3 separate regions of the Homo sapiens genome follow, and all the other regions are linked to region 1. A link is a contact called in ENCODE Hi-C or POLR2A ChIA-PET data. All regions are on one chromosome and are shown on one strand. The core of a region is the stretch at or near the end of the contact, and the rest is flanking DNA. Distances in the headings are between cores, read along the strand shown. Region 1 holds the start of SIRT2 (sirtuin 2). Region 2 overlaps ACTN4 (actinin alpha 4). Region 3 has its middle 11 kb from the start of ACP7.

The links. Hi-C counts contacts between places; a loop is a spot of excess contacts on that map. ChIA-PET counts read pairs that join two places held with the same protein, here RNA polymerase II (POLR2A). Pooled maps may share reads with other maps.
Region 2: a pooled map shows a loop between it and region 1 (5-fold over the local background). The contact joins the enhancer-like site here to the promoter of SIRT2 in region 1. A Hi-C loop is called at or near these places in 7 of 50 pooled maps. POLR2A ChIA-PET finds 5 or more read pairs at or near these places in 4 of 52 experiments (Caco-2, PC-9, WTC11 and 1 more).
Region 3: a pooled map shows a loop between it and region 1 (8-fold over the local background). The contact joins the enhancer-like site here to the promoter of SIRT2 in region 1. A Hi-C loop is called at or near these places in 5 of 50 pooled maps. POLR2A ChIA-PET finds 5 or more read pairs at or near these places in 3 of 52 experiments (HEK293, PC-3 and PC-9).

What each region holds. Positions count from the first base shown.
Region 1 is chr19:38,897,751-38,902,127 of GRCh38, forward strand. SIRT2 (sirtuin 2) reads right to left here and starts at 1,868. Exons shown (of 16, transcript NM_012237.4): 1 at 1,756-1,868; 2 at 629-675. The coding sequence starts at 1,771. It overlaps NFKBIB (NFKB inhibitor beta), which reads left to right and starts at 2,219. Exons shown (of 6, transcript NM_002503.5): 1 at 2,219-2,461. The coding sequence starts at 2,283.
Region 2 is chr19:38,684,273-38,688,649 of GRCh38, forward strand. The region is part of intron 1 of ACTN4 (actinin alpha 4); the gene reads left to right. Among named protein-coding and RNA genes, the nearest start is that of ACTN4, 39 kb to the left of the region's middle. RefSeq lists enhancers at 394-533, 1,704-1,763. Within about 2 kb of position 1,664, at least 36 of the 41 ENCODE cell types and tissues checked have a DNase peak (open chromatin) inside an H3K27ac peak, as active enhancers do; they include PC-9, where a contact is called at or near this core.
Region 3 is chr19:39,071,595-39,075,971 of GRCh38, forward strand. No RefSeq gene overlaps it. Among named protein-coding and RNA genes, the nearest start is that of ACP7, 11 kb to the right of the region's middle. RefSeq lists an enhancer at 1,853-3,052. Within about 2 kb of position 2,162, at least 9 of the 41 ENCODE cell types and tissues checked have a DNase peak (open chromatin) inside an H3K27ac peak, as active enhancers do; they include PC-3 and PC-9, where a contact is called at or near this core.

The DNA.
Region 1 (4,377 bases), core at 618-3,117:
CCTGGGCTCAAGCGATCCTCCTACCTCAGCCTCCCAAAGTACTGGGATTACAAGCATGAGCCACTGTGTCTGGCCCTGAGTTACTTTCTTTCTTTTTTACTTTTTAGAGAAAGGGTCTTGCTCTTTCACCCCGGCTGGAGTGCAGTGATGCAATCATAGCTCACTGCAGCCTCAAACTCCTGGGCTCAAGCGATCCTCGCGCCTCAGTCTCCTGAGTTATTGGAATTACAGGCATAAGCCACTGCATCTGGCCCCCTGAGTTACTTTCGTCATCACGCTGTGAGATCATTTTTTCCCATCACTTGTCCACGAGATCTGTGCGTTCCAAGACCAAATGGGATACCTGTCTCTTCCAGTCCCAGGACAAATGTGGTTCAGAAGGGATGGCAGGCAGTGGCAAGGAAGAAGGAAAGTTTGGGAGGACAGGCCTGGACTTGAGGCTGGAAACTCTTCTCTGACAATCCCCAGAATCTGCCTTTCCCCAGAAAGCTGCACTGGGTGGTGTGAGGGATTGGGGCAATGAGCCGAGGGCCCTGGGGTGACTGTTTCCCCTTTGCCACCTCCCCCCAGTGTGGGATGTGGAACAAGTCCGTCTCTCTCCTCCCCTCCACCCTTTCCCCCATCTCACCTGAGCCTCCTGCACCTTCCCTGCCTGGGTCTCCAGAGGGTGAGAGGCTGGGGGAGGGGAGCAGAGGTGGTTACAGTGGGGAGAACGATTAAGGGGGGAATAAAGGGGTTCAAATGGTCAGTGAGGGGGCAAGAACACCCACCAACCTAGTTACACTGGGATGGGATGGTGGTAAAAATGGAGCAGAGGGAGGGAGGGGACGGAGAAAAGATCTTATCTACATGCAAAGTGATGCCGGGAGAGGTGATTAGTGAGGGGCAGAGAGGCTGGAGAGGAAGATTTAGGGGGACAGGGAGAAAGTAGGGGCTTTTGCCCAGGCTGGTCTTGAACTCCTGGGCTCAAGCGATCCAACCACCTTGGCCTCCCAAAGTACTGGGATTACAAGCATGAGCCATTGTTTCTGGCCCTGACTTACTTTCTTTCTTTTTTACTTTTTAGAGAAAGGGTCTCGCTCATGTCACCCAGGTTGGAGTGCAATAGTGCGATCATAGCTCACTGCAGCCTCAAATTCCTGGGCTCAAGCGATCCTCCTCCTCCTACCTAGGGGATTCAGGGCATGAAGGAACACTCAGGAGGAGTTAGGAAGGACACGACAGTGTGTGAGTGTGTGTGCGGGGAGGGTTAGATTTACAAGGCAGAGGGAAGTTTAGAAAGGAAAAGAGAAGGGAAGAGACGCTTTGGCTGGGAGGCAGGTTTAGGAGGGAGGTGCAGTGGTGCAGTGGAGGCGGTAGGTTTAGGAGAGGCGCGGAACAAGGGGAAGCCATAGGAGGGGTCAGCAGGGGTCCCTCAGCATCCTCTGGTTGCCTCTAACAATCAGGTACCCATAGCAAGCGGGACCGGGGCAACTTATGTTCTTTGCAGCGAGGGACCTTAGCAACCAAGGTGCGAGAAACACGCGATCATTGGCAACTTGGCAAGTGGATGTGGTAAACGAACCCTGAACACACTGCGACCCAGAAACCCACCAGCCTAGCGATACAGATCGCTAAGCAACAGCCCTCAGAATCCCACTCCCCGAAGCGCTCCCTACTTCCCGCCCCACCGCGGCCACCCTTGGGCCCCGGGGCCTGCAGCATTCAGCCAGGCCCCGGCGCGGCCCGACCCTCCTACCCGGATCCCCGACTCACGGTCTGGCTCTGCCATGGGCGCGGTGCTGAAGCCCTTGAGGCTGTCACCGACCGCTCTGTCCCGTCACCAACCACTGTGTCCCGTCACCGACTGCTCTGTCCTGTCACCGACTGCTCTGTCCCGTGACGGCACCAGAAATGGGAGTGGCCGTGATAGGGCACAGAACTACAACTCTCAGCAGACATTGCGGCCGCAGACGCGCTTTCGTACAACACCCAGAGCGCCCCAGTTAGGTAAGAAAGCGCGCGAGGACCGGACTACGAGTCCCAGAAGGCGTGGCGTCAGCAGCCATGTTGGTAAAGGGCGCCCGGAAAATGTGGGAACGGCTAGAGAGTTGTAGTCCTCCCGAATACTCTGATTGGTCAGGATGCAGTACGAGGGCGGGGTGTGAGCGATTCAGCATATTATCATTGGGTGAATCAGGGGGCGTGGTGGGGAATTTCCCGCAGGGCGGAAGCTCCAGAACTCCCGGCAAAGCCCAGCTACAGGCGGGCGACTGCGGGGGGCCCCTGAGGCGGCGGGGGCCATGGCTGGGGTCGCGTGCTTGGGAAAAGCTGCCGACGCAGATGAATGGTGCGACAGCGGCCTGGGCTCCCTGGGTCCGGACGCAGCGGCCCCCGGAGGACCTGGGTTGGGCGCGGAGTTGGGCCCGGGGCTGTCGTGGGCTCCCCTCGTCTTCGGCTACGTCACTGAGGATGGGGACACGTGAGTGAACCTTAGGCTGCCAAACGGAGCCCTAGGACCCGGCGTCACATTCCTCATTAATCTCTGATCCCTGAGGCTTCCTAACCTCATACTCCTAAATCTGACTTCCGATGCTGAACTTCCTGACCTCTAACCCCCGAGTCCTAACTTTTAACAAAACCAATCTTCTATCTAGCTATGATCCTAACCCAATCATTTCTTACCTTCTTTTCTTGAACTATGATTCTCAGCTCCTGGAATCCACATTGTATCCACTGATACCCAAACCTGACTCCAGTCCTGAGACTTCTGTTAGAACTGTGGCTTCTCCTGACTTCTAACCTCCAAATATGATCTTTGATTCTTAGTTCCCGATTTGAGCCCTAGAGTTTGATTTCCGAAATTAATACTTGGTCCCTGACTCTAAGATCCTGTCTTCTGAGCAGTGTTCTTCAAATCTTAAATTCAAAGAGAGAGAATGTAAGCTCTTCTATGTTGAATTCCTAATTAAAGTAAAAAAATAGGAAAATTAAAAAAAAGAATGTTAGCTCCATGAGACCAAGGATTCATCTGTTAAACAAATATTCTTTACACATTACCACGTTCCAGGCTCCGTTTAGGTGCTAGTGATAAAGGCAGTGAAGAAAACAAACAAAAACTTAAGCCCTTGTGGAGCATACATTTTAGTGGAGCTAAATAAACAGATTGATAAGACCACAAGGAAGGAAAGAAATGGAAAGACAGGAAGAAACAAAGAAAGACACGCAGAAAGAAAGAAACATAGAAAGTAAGAAAAGGAAATAAAGTCAGAGGTAGTTAAGTACTTTGGAGAAAAATAAAGCAGGAAAATGAGGCAATAGATAAACAAGATAAGAGCATTTCAAGGAGAAGGAACTGCAGTTGCAAAGGCCCAGATGAGGGATTGTACTGGGTTTTTTGTCTGTTGTGTTTACTGCTGTATGCCCAGTGATGCAAGCAGGGCCTGATCCAGGAGGCACTGAATATTGATCTCAACCAGCTTTATAGTCTCGTTAATTTTCATTAAATTTCATTAATTAATTTTGGTTTCATTAATTTTTTTTTACTTTCTATTCAATTGGTCTCTGTTCTGACTTTTTTTTTTGAAACGAAGTCTCACTCTGTCGCCCAGGCTGGAGTGCAGTGGCATGATCATGGCTTACTATAGCCACAACCTCCTGGCTCAAGTGATCCTTGCACCTCAGCCTCCTGAGTAGCTGGGACCACAGGCACATGCCACCATGCCTGGCAAATTTTTAAATTTTTTTGTCCCCCTATGTTCTCAAACTCTTTTTTTTTTTTTGAGACAGAGTCTTGTTCTGTCACCCAGGCTGGAGTATAGTGGCACTATCTCTGCTCGCTGAAACCTCTGACTCCTGGGTTTAAGCAGTTCTACTGCCTCAGCCTCCCAAATTTGGGATTACAGGCACGTGCCCCCACACCTGGCTAATTTTTGTATTTTTAGTAGCAACAGCAGTTTCACCATGTTGGCCAGGCTGGTCTCAAACTCCTGACCTCAGGTGATCCACCCGCTGTGGCCTCTCAGAGTGCTGGGATTACAGGTGTGAGCCACTGTGTGCAGCTGTGGTCTCAAACTCTTGAGCTCAAGCATTCTTCCCACCTTGGCCTCCCAAAGTGCTGGGTTACAGGGATGAACCACTGTGCCCAGACAGTCTCTGCCTTTTAATTAGTGTTTAGACCATTTACATTTAATTTGATATTGATATGATTGTGTAAATTTATCCCATGTCTATTATATATATTCTACTTACCTATGTTTTCTTTTTCCTCCCTCCTTTTTGCCTTTTATTGGGTATAGTTTTTGTTACTTTTTTTTCAATCCTGCTCCTTCTGTATAGTGTTTTTCATTTTATTTCTTTTTTTTTTTTTGAGATGGAGTCTCGCTCTGTCACCCAGGC
Region 2 (4,377 bases), core at 414-2,913, 210 kb before region 1:
TTGGTTCAGGCTCAGCCCCTTAGTGGCTTTCATGGGGCAGGTTGACATGGTACCCAGAGTCCTCCTCGGTCCTCTTCCCATGGTGTAGTGAGAGCACTCAGGACCACCTAGGCCTTTCCTAGAAAACTGAACCCACACCTTCCCAGTGCTGCCCCACCCTGGTCCCCCACCCCCTGCAGGACAAACCACTCCTCCCTTGTTTTGGGGCCAGGAGTCAGATCTGCCCCTGAGAGCAGCAGGGGCCCCTTTGTCCTTTGACGTCATACCCACACCGCTCCTGGAGACAGCCACCCCTTCATGCCAGCCCCAGGAAGGCTTGTAGGTGGGGCGAGCCAGGGTGAGAGTGTAGCCCTGTTCCTCGGCCAGGGCAGATGTTTCACCATTTTTAATGGAGCAATTATGAGTCAGAGGTTTCAGTCTCTACTGGTTCCTCCCGATCCTATAATTACTCTTTGGCTATAGAATCCTATTTTGATCTCTTCTTTTCTTTTCTCTTCTTTCTCTCTCTGTGGTCATGGTCAGGTTTTTCTTTTTTTAAATCCTCCCAAGACACTGCTAATGTTGTCTGTCTCATGCATCCAAGGAATCTGAGATGGACTGAATATTGTCAAGGGAAAAAAAAAGAGACCCCCAAATCCAGAGTGATTTCTTAACCCACCCAAATGGCTTTTTGTTTGTTTGTTTGTTTGTTTGAGACGGAATCTCGCTCTTTAGCCAGGGTGGAAGGCAGTGGCGTGATCTCAGCTCACTGCAACCTCTGCCTCCTGGGTTCAAGCGATTCTCCTGCCTCAGACTCCCAAGTAGCTGTGATTACAGGCACATGCCACCAAGCCCAGCTAATTTTTGTATTTTTAGTAGAGATAGGGTTTCACCATGTTGACCGGGATGGTCTCGAACTCCTGACCTCGTGATCCACCCACCTTGGCCTCCCAAAGTGCTAGGATTACAGGTGTGAGCCACCGTGCTTGGCCAACCCACCCAAATTGTGTACCCTACACCATCCTAGTGCTTGGGAGCCAACACCCACTCACAGGAGGCTAAGGGCAAGTTTAGGTAACTCTTAACACCACGAATTAGTTGCCTGCTGGCAAACTTCAAACTCCAAGCCTGAAATTTCTGGTTGGAGTCACCTCCCAGATGGACTCAGGGATTCATTCACCCCCTCATCCAGTGCTCACGGAGCCTCTGTGAGGTGCAGGCCTGGAGAGGAGCCCTGTGGCCTCAGCAAAGGGCAGGCAGGCTGGTGAGCACCCAACCTCTGGATCGAGGGGACTCAATTATGCGGATAAAGGCCCCTAATCCTCTCAGTGCTCCAAACTCACTCTGCTTCTGAAAGGGATCTTCGTACCCTGGGTTCAGAGAGTAGGAAGCCCGCAGGGACCGAGTATGCATGAAACAAGCCCAAGTCTGTGGGGGCTGTACATGGTCAAGATCACAGATTTCCAGACCAAGCCAGCTCCACCCTAGCTGGGATGCCCACCCTGAGACACCCCTCTCTGCTTTCACTGGAATAGGATGGCCCTGACTTGGCCGGGTGGACTGTTGAATCAGAGCCTCTCAAAACAGGAAAAAGGAAAAGGATCACCAAGCAGGAGTTTCAGTTGTCAAAGACAAAACCCTTACCACGATTAAAGATTACTCCAGGGCCTCGCATATTCACCCTTCCACCAGCAGGGCCCAGTTTACGGATCATTTGAATACTAGCAAAAAAACAAGCCATCTGCTGGAGAGATTGAACAGAGGGAGAAACAGGAGTGTTTGCCCTGCTTCCAGACACCCCTTTCCTGTGGCAGTTCCTGCACCTGGCAAGATCTACTGGGGAATTCCCGGGGTCCCACTAGCTCAGGACGGGTGTGTAGCACTTGCCTAAATAACAATCCCATCAGTGCCCTGTCTGACCTTTTCTCCCCAAATGCCAAAGGCCTCTTGTCTGGATGAACAAATCCCTGGGCGGATTTGTCCAGACTAAAACGTTAATTCTAAAGACTGGGCCCCTTAGGCACTCGCTAAGATTCCAGGCCACACTGTCTCAAGGCCAGAATTGGCTTACTTGGCTATCTTTTTGAAAGATCAAAGTTTAAACCAGATGATCTGTAGTCCCCCACCCCCACCCTGAAACCTGAGCTTAGCTGTAAGCATTGAAAGTAAATGGGGTGTTTGTAGCTCACCCTCCCTGTTCTCCAGGTGAAGGGCCCCGTGTGCCTGATCATTTCATAGCAAAATGCTAGATGGGGCCAGAGGAGGCCCCAGCCTCTGCTGCTGCCCTAATTTTAAAACTGCCTTTTGGGAGTGTAAGTTTCCTCTGTTAAAGGTAGTTATTTCAAGGTAGGCCTCACCATCTCCTCCTCCTGGTGAGAAGCTCTGCCTGGAGGGCTGAGCACTGCCTCCCGCTCTGTGGGCCCCACCTGCCTTGGGTTGAGACCTATCTCTTCCTGGACTCTGTGTGGGGAGTGCAGGCTCTTCCCCTTGGGGAGAACCCAGTTCTTTGACGTATAATCTGAGTGGTTTGGGTTGGTTGGTTGGTTGGTTGGTTGGTTTCCCATGTGTGGGATGGCTCCGGAAGTCTGTTTGAGAACAGAGGCAGGCTCAGATGGGAGCAGCTCCTACCCCGGGCCGCCTATCCCCCTTTACCCTGGGGTTTCTTTTAGCTCCAAGCATCCATTCCAGTCTAACAAATCTGGTGGCAGAGTCTCTTTTTTTTTTTTTTTTGAGACAGAGTCTCACTCTGTTGCCCAGGCTGGAGTACAGTGGCACAATCTCGGCTCACTGCAGCCTCCGCCTCCTGGGCTCAAGCGATTCTCTTGCCTCAGCCTCCTGAGTATCTGGGATTACAGGCGTGTGCCACCACGTCTGGCTAATTTTTCTGTATTATTAGTAGAGACGGCTGGTCTCTACTAATAGTTCAAGACGGCTGGTCTTGAACTCCTGACCTCAAATGATCCACCTGCCTCAGCCCCCCCAAAGTGCTGGGATTACAGGCGTGAGCCCCTGCACCCAGCCCCTCTGGTTCTACTGAGACCTCAGATCTTTCATTTATGGAACAAGGGGGTTGGATTAGATTGTTCGCTCTCAGCCCTCACTTCATGTTAGACTCACTAGGTGGACTTTGTCAAATGTCATTGCCCAGGGCCCACCTTGAGGGAATCTGTCTCATTTTGCCTGTGGTGAAATTCAGGTATTTTTAAAAAGCTCCCAGGTCCCATACATCTATTGTCAATTGATTTTCAACAAGGGTGCAGGACCATTCAATGGGGGAAAGAATAGTGTTTTCAACAAATAGTGCAGGAACAACTATTAATAGATACCCATCTGCAAAGAATGAAGTTGAACCTTTACCTCACACCATATACAAAAATTAACTCCAAACGGATCAGATACCTAAATGTAAGAGCTAAAACTGTAAAACTCTTAGAAGAAAACACAAGTGTAAATCTCATGACCTTGGGTTAGGCAATGGTTATTAGATATGACAGCAGAAACACAACCGAAGAAAAATAGATAAATCAGACTGTTTCAAAACTGGAAACTTTTTGCTTCAAAGGACACTATTAAAGTAAAAGGACAACCCGCAGAATATTTACAAATTGTATATCTGATAAGGGTCTACTGTCCAAAATGTATAAAGGACTCTTAAATTCAACAGTAAAAAGACACACCAGTTAAAAATGGGCAAAGGATTCAAATAGACACTTCTCCAAAGAAGATCTACAAATGGTCAATAAGCACATGAAAAGGTGTTCGATGTCATTACTAATTAGGGCAAATCAAAACCATAACCACTACAAATGGTCAATAAGCACATGAAAAGGTGTTCAATGTCATTACTAATTAGGGCAAATCAAAACCATAACGTGGTTGGGCCTGGTGGCTCATGTCCATAATTCCAACATTTTTGGAGGTAGAAGTGGGAGGATGGCTTGGGGCCACGAATTGGAGACCAGCCTGGGCATCATAGTGAGACCCTGCCTCTACAGAGAATTAAAATAAAAAATTAGGCCGGGTATGGTGGCTCATGCCTGTAATCCTAGCACTTTGGGAGGCCGAGGCGAGTGGATCACCTGAGGTCAGGAGTTTGAGACCAGCCTGGCAAACATGGTGAATGAAACCTTGTCTCTACCAAAAAAAAAAAAAAAAAAAAACCCACAAAAATTAGCTGGACATGGTGGTGGGCGCCTGTTGTCCCAGCTAGTGGGGAGGCTGAGGTGGGAGAATCGCTTGAACCTGGGTGGGAGAGGTTGCATTGAGCCGAGATCACGCCATTGCACTCCAGCCTGGGCAACAGGGTGAGACCCTGTCTCTAAATAATAATAAAAATGAGAAATTGGCCAGGTGTAGTAGCATATTCCTGGGAGGCTGAGGTGGGCAGATTGCTTGAGC
Region 3 (4,377 bases), core at 912-3,411, 170 kb after region 1:
AGGCTGGAGTGCAGTGGCATGATCACAGCTCACTGCAGTCTCCTGGGATCAAGTGATCCTCTCACCTCAGCCTCCCGAGCACACCCCCGTAGGACTTTAAAATCTTCCAACACTCCTCAATGTGACTACAGTGGAAAATGGTGTACCCAACAATGGTACAATAAATAGTTGGGGCCAGGCATGGTGGCTCACACCTGTAATCCCAGCACTTTGGGAGGCCGAGGTGGGCAGATCATTTGAGGTCAGGAGTTCAAGAGCAGCCTGGCCAACATGGTAAAACCCTGTCTCTACTAAAAAAAAAAAAAAAAAAAGTCCGGGTGCAGTGGCTCACGCCTGTAATCCCAGCACTTTGGGAGGCCGAGGCAGGTGGTTCACGAGGTCAGGAGATCGAGACCATCCTGGCTAACAAGGTGAAACCCCGTCTCTACTAAAAAATACAAAAAAAAATTAGCCGGGCATGGTGGCGGGCACCTGTAGGCCCAGCTACTTGGGAGGCTGAGGCAGCAGAATGGCATGAACCCGGGAGGTGGAGCTTGCAGTGAGCCGTAATCGCGCCACTGCACTCCAGCCTGGGCAACAGAGTGAGACTCCGTCTCAAAAAACAAAAAACAAAAATTATCCAGGCATGGTGTCATGTGCCTGTATTCCCAGCTACTTGGAAGGCTGAGGCAGGAGAATCACTTGAACCCAAGTAGCAGAGGTTGCAGTGAGCCAAGATCACACCACTGTGCTCCAGCCTAGGCGACAGAGCAAGACTCTGTCAAAAAAAAAAAAATAATAATAAAATAAAAATAAATAAATAGTTGGGCCAATATTTATAAGAGCTCATGTTTGTTTGAGGGTTTAGTCTGTCCCTGGCCTCAATTCCGGATTTTATGGAACTGTTATGTCCACCTGATGATACAGTGATGCTTGGAGGCCACGTGCAGTGGCTCACGCCTATAATCCCAGCACGCTGGGAGTCCAAGGCAGGTGGATCGCTTCAGCCCAGGAGTTTGAGACCAGCCTGGTCAGCAAGGCGAGACTGTGTCTACAAAAAATTTTTAAAAATCAGGTGGGTGAGGTGGTGTGAAACTGTAGTCTCAGCTACTAGGGAGGTTGAAGTGGGAAGATCACTTGAGTCCAGGAGTTCGAGGCTGCAGTGAGCTATGATCATGACACTGCACTGCAGCCTAGGCAACAGAATGAGACCCTGTCTTAAAAAACAAAATACATGGCCAGGAAGGGTGGCTAACGCCTGTAATCCTAGCACTTTGAGAGGCCAAGACAGGTGGATCACCTGAGGTCGGGACTTCGAGACCAGCCTGACCAACATGGAGAAACTCCGTCTTGACTAAAAATGCAAAATTAGCTGGGCGTGGTGGTGCATGCCTGTAATCCCAGCTACTCAGGAGGCTGAGGCAGGAGAATTGCTTGAACCCCGGAGGCGGAGATTGCAGTGAGCCAACATTGCGCCATTGCACTCCAGCCTGGGCAACAAGAGCAAAACTTCATCTTAAAAAAAAAAAAAAGAAAAGAAAAAAAGACAAAAACAAAACCATGCTGGGAGATGACACAGGACCTGAGGCCTGAAATCCAGGATGAGATGGCAGAGGGATGAATCGGAGACAGTGGGGCCTGGTGGTTAAGGCCAAGTGTGCAGAAAGGAATGAATCTCAGGTTTTTTGTTTGTTTGTTTGTTTGTTTTTTGACACAGAGTCTTGCTCTGTTGCCCAGGCTGGAGTGCAATGGTGCAATCTCAGCTTACTGCAACTTCCACATCCCAGGTTCAAGAGATTCTCTTGTCTCAGCTTCCTGAGTAGCTGGGAACACAGGCGTCCATCACTATGCCTGGCTAATTTTTGTATTTTTAGTAGAGACAGAGTTTCACCATGTTGGCCAGGCTGGTCTCGAACTCCTGACCTCAGGCGATCCACCCGCCTTGGCCTCCCAAAGTGCTGGGATTACAGGCATGAGCCACCGCACCTGGCTTAGCTATTCTTCTTACTGACAGTGTGATGTCAGGTAAGTGAGCTCACTCCTCTGAACCTCAGTTTCCTCTTCTGTAATACAAAATGGGACCATGTGAAGTGGTGAGGAATCCATGCAATCATACACGGTTCACAGGAAGCCTCCAGTGAACTGGCTGTGGCTGTGATTATGAGGTGAAGTGTGGGGTGGGCTGTCCTGGGTCCGTCACAGGAAGCCTCCACATCTGAGAGGGTGAGTCACTCTTCCTTCCTGCTGTAATTTGAAGCAGGGTGGCATCTCTCGGGAGGTGAGCTGTGCCCTGGGCATGCTGCTCACCTCCGGTGGCTCACAGGTCCCCTGACATGTGACATCATATGCAGTCAGGATGAAATCATGGAGCTCAAAGTTTGGGATGAAAGGAAATGGTTCTGCTGGGAGGCGGAGATTGCAGTGAGCCAAGATTGCACCATTGCACTCCAGCCTGGGCGACAGAGTAAGACTCGGAAAAATAGAAAAGAAAAAGGAAAGAAAAAAAGAAGGAAAGAAGGAGGGAAGGAAGGAAGGAGAGAGAGAGAGAAACGAAAGAAGGAAGGAAGGAGAGAGAGAGGAAGGAAGGAAGGAGAAAGAAAGAAAGAGAAAGAAAGAAAGAAAAGAGAGAGAGAGAAAGAAAGAGAGAGAGAGAAAGAAAATGATTCTGTGCTCTCCTCCTCCTCTCAATCTCAAATTCTAGGGTCCAGCACTTAGCCGGGCAGCAAGAATGGGTTCATGATCCCAACAGTCATTAGGATTCATCCATGTATTTGATCATTTAATAAATCCTTACTGCACACCTGCTATGTGCCAGACAGCCAACATCCCTGCCTTCCTGGAGCTGTTAGGAAGCTGGGGCTGATAGCTCCAGGGGAGATGCTAGAAAATAAACATAATAAACAAGTAAATATTACAGTCTGTTAGAAGGTGATGAATGCTATGAAACAAATATTAGCCAGGGTAAGCTTAGGGCAGGGGTCAGCAAACTACAGTCGGGTGGCCAAATCCAGCCTGTCATTTGTTTTTATACAGCCTACAACCTAAGAATGGTTTTTACTTTTTTTTTTTTTTTAAAGACGAAGTCTCTCCCTGTCACCCAGGCTGGAGTGCAGTGGTGTGATCACTTCTCACTGCAACCTCTGCCTCCTGATTTCAAGTGATTCTCCTGCCTCAGCCTCCCGAGTAGCTGGGATTACAGGCAAACACCTCCATGCCCAGCTAATTTTTGTATTTTGAGTAGAGACGGGGTTTCACCATGTTGGCCAGGCTGGTCTCAAACTCCTGAACTCAGGTGATCTGCCTGTCTTGGCCTCCCAAAGTGCTGGGATTATAGGCATGAGCCACCATGCTTGGCCTAGTTTTAACTTAAAAAAACTTTTTTTTGAGACAGGTTCTCACCTCTGTCACTCAGGCTGGAGTACAGTGGTGCGATCATGGCTCACCACAGCTTCAACATCCCGGGCTCAGATAATCCTCCCACCTCAGCCTCCCAAGTAGCTGGGACTACACGCGTGCACCACCACACCCTGCTAATTTTAGTATTTTTCTAAGAGATGGGGTCTTGCTGTATTGCCCCAGCTGGTCTCAAACTTCTGGACTTAAGTGATCCTTCTGCCTCAGCTTCCCAGAGCACTGGGATTACAGGCATAAGCAACCATGCCCGGTTGATTTTTATGTTTTTTAATGGTTGGAAAACAAAAACAAAAGAAAAATAATATTTTCTGGTGTATGAAAATTATATGAATTTTGGCTGGGCGTGGTGGCTCATGCCTGTAATCCCAGCACTTTGGGAGGCTGAGGCGGGCGGATCACCTGAGGTCAGGAGTTTGAAACCAGCTTGGCCAACATGGTGAAACCCCATCTCTACTAAAAATGCAAAAATTAGCCTGATGTGATGGTGGGCACCTGTAATCCCAGCTACTCGGGAGGCTGAGGCAGGAGAATCGCTTGAACCCGGGAGGCAGAGGTTGCAGTGAGCTGAGATCGCGCCATTGCACTCCAGCCTGGGCAACAAGAAAGAAACTCCATCTCAAAAAAAAAAGAAAAGAAAAGAAAAGAAAATTATATGAATTTCCAATTTCAGTGTCTGTAAGTTTGTTTGTTTTTTGGAGATGAGGTCTCACTATGTTGGCCATGTTGGTCTTGAACTCTTGGCCTCAAGCAATCCTCCTGCCTCGACCTACCAAAGTGCTAGGATTACAGGCATGAGCCACTGCGCCTGGCCTCCATAAAGTTTTACTGGAATACACCCACACTCATTGGGTCCTGTAATGTCTGTAGGTGCTTTTGTTTGATGACAGAGTCCAGTAGCTGTGACGGAGGCTACGTGGCCTGCAAATCTTAAAATATTTAATATCTCGCCCTTTACCAAAAAACTTTTGCAGACCCCTGGCTTGT